Regions from separate parts of the Homo sapiens genome. Here region 1 is linked to region 2. The links are chromatin loops, found by intact Hi-C in ENCODE. Cell type or tissue: Caco-2. All regions are shown on one strand. Links, peaks and the distances in the headings refer to the core of each region. The heading gives the core; the rest is flanking DNA.

Region 1 (4,401 bases), core at 210-4,209, 68 kb before region 2:
CAAGAAGAAAATGTCACCAACACGAATTTGAGAAAGTGAGAAATAAAAGGGACTTCTGAGAGTATAGAGTCCAACCATCCTCTTTTACATATTGTCAAGTCCTCAAAAAACCTGCCAGGAGAACCTGTTACAGTACCATGCAAAGCAGTTGAGGGGTATCCTGATCAGACTCACTGCGGTAAGGAAGAACACCATCTTGACAGTCTTAGTAGTGTCTCAGAAGGGGTAAGTTGGAAGTATCTTTATAGAGTTTTAGGGCCTGAGCTGGGTGATTTTAAGGTGAGTTTTACAAGGTGCAAAACTAGGACTGGGCCGAGTTTACGACATACTAGCTTTGGATTGGTGGGCACAGGAAAGACTTGAACGAGTCTTTATGAGTAAGCTGTTAGTCTTCATAGGTGAGTTATTTTAGTTAGTTAACAGTCTTATCTTCTAGGAACTATTATTTCCTAGAGCAAGTAGCTTAAGTTATTTTTGTTTGTTCTCAGTATTTTTTAACATGGGAACAGGAACATATGCCTGGTCTCAGTATTGTTAAACACAGGAACGGAATTTATGTTGATTTCAGCTTTCAACATAAGGAAACCAAGGCAGAGAGGAGTTAAATAACTAGCTCAGAAGTGAGCAGCTGGTAACAGAGCTAAAGTTTAACCTAGAGCCCCTGACTACAAGTCCAGGGCTTGCTCACCACCCGCTACCCCATTACACACACACACACACACCAAACTGCCGGAATTACTTTCTCTTAAAATGAAAAACTTACAATATAATCACATCGCAGAAAATTTGGAATAAAGGATAGCTCAAATCCCATCACCATATCAACTGTATTTCCTTCCAGTTTTTCTTCATAAATAGTGATTTTGTTTTTGTTTTGATTCTGTAGTGTTCATTTACTTTCTCTCTACAATTTTTGTTTCTCCAAAGCTTTCTTGAGCAAAATGTGTGCTTTTTCCTGGCTCCCCTTTGTGCTTCTCCACCATCAAGGAAGAGTCTCTGCTTTTGTTGAAAAAGTTCCAGGCATTTCCAAACAGGCTGGGGACCACTAAGATTCTGCTAGAACTATCTAGTCTGAAAGAGCAGTTTTAACAGGCATAGGCCCCACAAAATTGTTCTTCCCACTGGCTCAGCTTGAGGGGCTCAAGACTCTTCAGGCAACTGACCACTGATACTGAGGCAATGTCATTTGGTTCTCAGTCATACCCACACTTCATAATATAGTTGTCCATCCCTCCATATCCACAGGGGATTGGTTCCAGCACTCCAAGAGAATACCAAAATCTGTGGATGCTCAAGTCTTCTACATAAAATGGTGCAATATTTGCATATAACTTACACACATCCTCCCATATAGTTTGAATTATCTCTAGATTACTTATAACACTTAATACATTATAAATGCTATGTAAATAATTGTTATACTATATTTTATTTGGATTTTTTTTACTGTTGTATTGTTATTGTCAACTGAAGAACCACAAGGTTTATAAATTTGGAAAGGAGAGCTGTATTTCTCATAAAGGGTTGCAGCCTGCAGGCTGGCCATGCCACAGGCTGGGATGCGTAGCTTCCAGTAAAAGCTGAGAGCAAACACTTTGAGGGAGGGAAGGATAAGAAAGGAATTTGTGCTGGATGGGTTGTGTAAGTATACATATTTAATAAGCTGTAGGAGGATTTATGAATATTTATGAAAGAAGCATGCATATATCCAATCGAATTTCATGCCTCTTCATGGGTCACATGTACAAAAAATGGTGTGTTAGCATGATCAGAGGGTGGAGTTCTCAGCCTTCTGATGTCAAAAGGTGAAGCAGAGGACGTGAAAACCCTCACTGTACGTCATTTGTAGACCGGCCGGAACCACTCCATGATCGGTGGCCTCTTATCAGGAAGGAATGCTGGTCAGTTGCTGTGTTGAAACCACAAACGGGAAGGAAAATCTGGTCACTGCCCCAGATACTTGGCTAAGGATGATAAAGGAATGAGTCGTCCATTTCTGATTTTCCACCACTGATTTCTGCTTACTCTTTAGGAAAGAATTTGGGTTAAAAATTAATAAGAAAAAGGCCTATTGAGGCATGTCTTACCTCCTATCCTTTCATGGCCAGGAACTCCACTTTTCAGGTTTCTCTGGGATTCCCCTTAGCCAAGAGGAGGTCTGTTCAGTCAGTTGGGGGTCTTAGGATTTTATTTTTATTTCTCATTATTTTTTTCAAATACTTTTGATCTGCAGTAGGTTGAATCTGCTGATATGGAACCATCAGGTACAGAGGACCTACTGTACTCTTTTTCATTTCTGTGTGCTTTTGCCTTATCTTTCTCCACTCCCTTCTCCCTGCTCTTTGCAGAGGCCTTCCAAACCCTTCCACACATTTTATCTCACTTCTTTGGTGATTCTCAGTCCAGTAATCAGCAAGCCCTTTGCTAAAATTATGATCACATTCCACAATGGGAGCATGTAAATGATAATTTATTCACAATATTCTCATTTTCAGTAAAGGGGTTCCTGAAAGGTTATAAGACAAATCACTATTAACCTAATCATATTGTGAAAGGAAAATAAATCTTGGGGCCCCAAAATCACTATGCTAAAGGGAAAAGTTAAGCTGGGAACTGGGAAAAACCTGTCTCCCATTTTATTATAAATGCATATCTAATTGCCTCCTTTGGAGAGGCTAATCAGAAGCTCAAAAGAATGCAACCATTTGTCTCTTGTCTACCTATGGCCAGGAAGCTCCCTCCCCACTTCGAGTTGTCCCCCGTTTTCTTCGAGTTGTCCCGCCCTTCCAGACCGAACCAATGTTCATCTTACATATGTTGATTGATGTCTCATGTCTCTCTAAAATGTATAAAAAAAAATTGTGCTCTGACCACCTTGGACATGTCGTCAGGACCTGCTGAGGCTGTGTCACAGGTGCACGTCCTCAACCTTGACAAAATAAACTTTCTAAATTAACTGAGACCTATCTCAGATATTCGGGTTTCACATTTTGGTAACGATGGAGGGATTCCGGGTGGAGGTACCCCTGACCTTTGACAAATCTGCTATCAGTGCTTGGTACCAGCATGAGCTAACTTTATGGCTCAAACCAATAGGACAATTTGCTGAGGTCTGGGAGCACTTACTCCAGAAAATCCCTGATCTCCCAAAATTTGATTGAAATCAAAAGTTTATTTTGCTGTATAACCCCTTTTTTTTGGATTTTTACTTGCTTCCAACAAGAAAGGCAAGCTTTTCAGCTTCCATAATGATGGAAGGCAGGTAACTCCTTTATGGAGTTTGAGCTTGCTCCCGGCAGGGAGGACGAGTTTGAGGTTTTTTTCCTGCTTCTAGGATGGTAGAAAGCAGCCTTTAGCCTGAGACCCATCCCTAGGTAAGTAGCAGAATTGGGGTTTTGTCTTGGCTAAAGTTTAACAACCAGCTGGTCTTAATTTCCCCTTACCATTACAGCGCTCAGTGATCATATTGTTGGGGGTATTTTTATTGTTTGTTCCGGTCTTTCTCCCATCAGATTTGACTAACTCTACCTGACTTGGTCAAATCCGAGTGAGAATTCCAAATTATGAGTAACAAATCCTCTCTAATTTGGCTAAAACTCCTTGCAGCTGCAAAAGAGGGAAAAAAATGCACTTGGTTTCTGTATTTGCTTCCTGTCTTAAAAAACAACAAATGTTCTTTCGTTTACTTTTCTTCCACCCTATACCGCCTTCCCCGTTTGCCATCTGCAGTACCAAAAAATTTAGAGAAGGCTTCTAATGATTCGAACCCCTTTAAATGAATCAGAACAAATGCCCCACTCACCCCTTTGGGGGAGTTCTGCTTTCTTTGGAGTTTCAAGAGTCATGGGCAGATTCTTCTTAGGTCTAAAGTTCTGTTTTCCTGTATTGCATAACCCGACCTCTTTAGGGATACCAGAGATTACCTTGTACTGTGAGAGGATTTGAGTTTGGTGTGTGTAATAGCATACGAGAGCTACAAATTTAGGGGTGGCTGAGCACAGTTTACAGGAAGTGGTCTTGGCTGTTGTTTTTTTTCTTTTCTCCTAGGAAGTTGTTTAAGGATCTTAATTCTAGTTCGAAGATACATTCTAAAGGGTCTTCCCTATTGCTTTTTCTCCCCAAATTAATTTCATTTTGGCTTGTCTGTGTGCATTTGCATGAGGAACAGAACAGTTGTTTTCATCGGTAAATGAGAGACAGTTTTCTCAGCTCGGAAGAGAAAGGGCATTTTTCTCCTCCCAGCCAAAAGGTGCCCCTGGGTGACCAGGGACCTCATGGGAGTGTCTGGGGGGTTGACCCCCCTGTGACATGCAGCAGCCCTACAGGGAAATTCCCAACAAAAATTACTGTTTTAAAAAATAGCTCATCCAGGAAACGCATATAAGGGCTAATCAGCTGGCA
Region 2 (4,401 bases), core at 194-4,193:
AATTCAACAATGACAGACAGAGATTGCCATACTTTCTTCTCAATAATGAGCAGAACAACTAGTTTGAAGATCAATGCGAATAGAAGCCTTCAGCAACACCACAAACCAATTAGAACTAACAAACATCTACAGAACACTCTACCTAATAAGGACAGAATACACATTTTTCTCAAACAACTCAAACAAATCAGCAAGAAAAAAAACAAACAATCCCATCAAAAGGTGGGCTAAGGAGATGAATAGACAATCCTCAAAAGAAGATATACAAATAGCCAACAAACATGAAAAAAGGCTCAACATCACTAATGATCAGGGAAATGCAAAGCAAAACCACAATACGATACCACCTTACTCCTGCAAGAATGGCCATAATCAAAAGAATTAAAAAACAGTAGATTTTTGGCGTGGATGCAATGAGCAGGGAACACTTCTACATTGCTGGTGGGAATGTAAACTAGTACAGCCACTATGGAAAACAGTGTGGAGATTCCTTAAAGAACTAAAAGCAGAACTACCATTTGATCCAGCAATCCCACTACTGGGTATCTACCCAGAGGAAAAGAAGTCATTATTCAAAAAAGATACTTGCACATGCTTTTTTACAGAAGCACAATTCACAATTGCAAAATCGTGGATCCAACCCAAATACCCATCAATCAATAAGTGGATAAAGAAACTGTAGTATATATATACATTATATACATATATATATTATATACATATAGATAGATAGATATATAATGGAATACTATACAGCCATAAAAAGCAATGAATTAACAGCATTTGCAGTGACCTGGATGAGACTGGGGACTACTATTCTAATGGAAGTAACTCAGGAATGGAAAACCAAACATCATATGTTCTCACTGATATGTGGGAGCTAAGCTATGAGGACACAAAGGCATAAGAATGATACCATGGACTTTGGGGACTTGTGGGGAAGAGTGAGAGGAGGATGAGGGATAAAAGATTATAAATATGGGGCAGTGTATACTGCTCGGGTGATGGGTACACTAAAATCTCAAAAATCACCACTGAAGAACTTACTCATTTAACTAAATACCACCTGTACCCTAATAACTTCTGGAAAAATTAAAAAATAAAAAAATGTTTTAAAAGAGAGAGCTATGGCCCTATGGACATTTATCATGAGGGAGAGGGGCAGCTCTAGGATTCGTTTATTCATTCATTCATTCAATATGTGTTTACTGAGTGTCTACCAGTTCCAGGCACACTGCAAACTTTTCTAGAATGACTGCCAGGCTTAAGCTGGGTTTCCCAGAAGCAGATCCCTGAGTTGAAGATTCATGTGCAAGAGATTTAATAAGAACTTGCCCTCCAGGGAAGCCAGGAAGGGAGTGGGGGAAGCAAGACAGAGATTGGGAGGAAGCCAAGCAAGAGGGTGATTGCAGGCGAAGTCCCTTGGAGAGGAGTGCATTCTGGCCCCAGGAGGAGAATTCTGGAGTGTAAGTTACACTGCAGAGTTGTCCAGACTTAAGGCAAGGGAGCTGGGCTTTGATACTCCTAGGTGGAACCACCACAGGGTAAGCTTTCTAAATCAGCCTTAACTCTTAACCTATTTACCTTGCTTGATTTAATCTAGTGAGAGACAATTCTACCTCATTGAGTGATTTCCTCTCACCTGCATCCCAAATGCCTCCTTGTTAATCGTCACTATCACTCTTTAAAGTTTTCTTCCCTCCCCTCTCCACTCAATTCAGGCATACCAACTCACTCATTCAACAAGCATTGATGGAGAGCTTGATATGTGCCAGTCATCGAATTAGGAGCTGGAAGTAGGAGAAACAGCAAATATAAATAAGGCTCAAACCCTTACCCAGACAGCTTCTGATGGCACCATGATATATAAAGACCTCTAACTTTGTAATTAGATAGAAAGAGCCCTTTATTTACTGACAGTCTTGGACCAAACCACATAACCTCTCTAAACCTCAGTTTTCTTAATCTGTAACATGAGGATTCTAATTCCTCCCAATAATCTTTGTCTCCAAAGGTTTTTATAGAGATTAAACAATGTATGTAAAGCACCTAACAGTGTCTGGTACATTAAAAGTACACAAAAAGAAGTTTTGTTAATTGTGGAGAGTTTTGGAAAAGTGAGGGAAATGAATTCTCTGTCCTCTTTCAAATAGTTGCAGTAAAACAGCTATAGTATAATGGAAAGATCAGTCAGACTTCGAAGGCCTCGGTTTTGTTCAGCTCCAGTGCTTACCGTTGTCCTTGGACATATAAACTCTGCTTTCCTCATTGGAGTAGATATCTACTAATGGGGTTAGGAGGCTTCCCAGCATCTGATCTCCTTTCCCATAGGGGAGAAGATCCTGTTGTGTGAACCTTGGAGGAAGCAACTACAAAATCCACAAAGCTGCAGACAGGACACAGGCACGTGACCCAGGCTTAGCCAATCAGAGGTCTGAGCCAGCATTTGAGGACTCTGATACAATGGAATCTACCACTTGGTGGGAGCAGTGGGCACAACAACCAGTGGCCCTTGGCAACGGTATTAGCAGAGATAGTTCAAGGTTCACTATTTTTTAAATGTCAGGATACATTCTCTTCTGAAAATGAAGAGAATATCTACTTCACAGGGTTTGGGGAAAATTATGCCAAAATAAAAAACTGATCACAGGACCTGGAGCAAAATAGATGCTTAATAGATGTTTCTTGAGTCTGTTTAGGAGGCTTTCCCAAGTTTTACCAAAAAAGGCTGGTAGTTTCTGGGTTGGCTTCTACCAAAACATAGAATTCCCAAGGACTATTTTATCCAGCTCCCATCCCAGTTATGTATTTCTCTTTGATTGCCACTCCAAGTTCAAAGTACATTTAATTCTGATATGCAGAAGAATTCAGTTCATTATCTCTGGTTAAAAAGTAACTACTTTATCTGGTGCCTTCTGAAAGGCAAGATCAGAGGGTTTTGTAAATACCTTCCTTCCCTCAGTGTAAGGTCTAGGTGAAGGAGAGAAAACTCACAACCAGAGAAATCATCTCAACAGCTACAGTGAAACAGATGGCTAAGTGCTAGATGTAATTTATGTCAGCAAATCTTGTCACAAAAAAGGAATCTCCCGTGGCAATGCTCTGTGCATCCAGGCATTCACTAGGGTCTACTTCATAACCCTCTTCCTTGGCTCTACAAGGTTTTCTTTTGTGAAATCTCTTTCACTGTTTCGGTTTCAACCATCGCCTCCAAGCTGGTGGCCCTCCAAGGCTGCAATGCCACATTGCCAGCCACCTGCTGTACCTCTCCACCTGGTTCCACCTACACTTCTAACTCAATACCTAAAACACTAAATTCATTATCTCCTACCTACCCTGCCCCTTTGCCCAAACAACTCCACTCTGAGTTTCTTATTTTTGCTCAGGATGCCACCATTCTCCCAGTTACCTAGGCTCCAATCCTTGATGTTATTTCTATTCGTTTCCCCTTCTCCTAGAATCTATTCTCTGTGTAGACATTCATATCCATTCACCCCTTTGTTTCCATTCCCACCCTGATTGGGGCCCAAATGTTTTTTATGTCTTGATTACAACAAAGGCTTCCTAGTTGTCCTTTATCATCTCTTTCTTCTAGTCTGGATATGTGCTCTCTCTCCTCCTCACAGACCTTAAATGACTGAACATTGCCTATTGGAGCCGAAAAACATTTATTGCAAACCTAATTGTGCATAACACTATTCTAGGTGTTCTCTGAGATTCGATAATTGAAAGACATAGTCCTTAATTGGAGGGAAAAAACAATTGCCCTTAAATTAAAGATATTTGTGTATTTGTGTTATTTGTGTAAGTGCCTTGAGAGAAGTATACACAAAAAGGTGCACACACATCACATCACATCACATCACATAACGTAACATACTAAACCCTATCAGTGTTCACAGAGAGGGATCAATGGATTTGGTGTAAATTTGAAAACCAAACTTTAAGACTCCATCATTTGCACAACACCTTTGAGGACGATTAGGATTTTGACAGGAGAGTTCAGTAAAAGGGCATCAAGGGAAAAAAGATCATATTAGGAAAAATCTTGGGGTGGGGGCATGCAGGAGAGAATTTCAAGGAACTACAAGGAGTTCAGTCAGGATGAAACAAAGGGGACTGACCAAAAGATGAGCTGGGGAAACAAGGTAAAGCCCCAATGATAGTGGGCTTTGAGTGCCAAGTTGTGAGATTTATACTTCACTTCCTCTACATTATGTGGTAGGTTTGGAGCATTTTGCTTGTTTTTAAAGAATTGAATATTTTTAGGCTGGGTGTGGTGGCTCATGCCTGTAATCCCAGCACTTTGGGAGGCCAAGGTGGGTGGATCACCTGAGGTCAGGAGTAGGAGACCAGCCTGGCCAACGTAGTGAAACCCCGTCTCTACTAAAAATACAAGAA

Evidence for each region. A loop is a pair of places that touch in the nucleus more often than their neighbours do. Peaks named below come from ENCODE experiments on the same cell type or tissue, not always from the same donor. Only the 100,000 strongest peaks of a DNase experiment are listed, where the experiment ranks them.
Region 1: a loop joins it to region 2, with 10 times the contacts of the local background. A loop is called at or near these places in 1 of 110 quality-filtered maps.

Annotation. Positions count from the first base shown.
Region 1 is chrX:42,093,927-42,098,327 of GRCh38, reverse strand. No RefSeq gene overlaps it. Among named protein-coding and RNA genes, the nearest start is that of CASK, 170 kb to the right of the region's middle. In Caco-2, for the core only: no CTCF peak of the experiment used is centred there; a DNase peak (open chromatin) is centred at 1,867.
Region 2 is chrX:42,026,347-42,030,747 of GRCh38, reverse strand. No RefSeq gene overlaps it. Among named protein-coding and RNA genes, the nearest start is that of CASK, 100 kb to the right of the region's middle. In Caco-2, for the core only: no CTCF peak of the experiment used is centred there; a DNase peak (open chromatin) is centred at 2,427.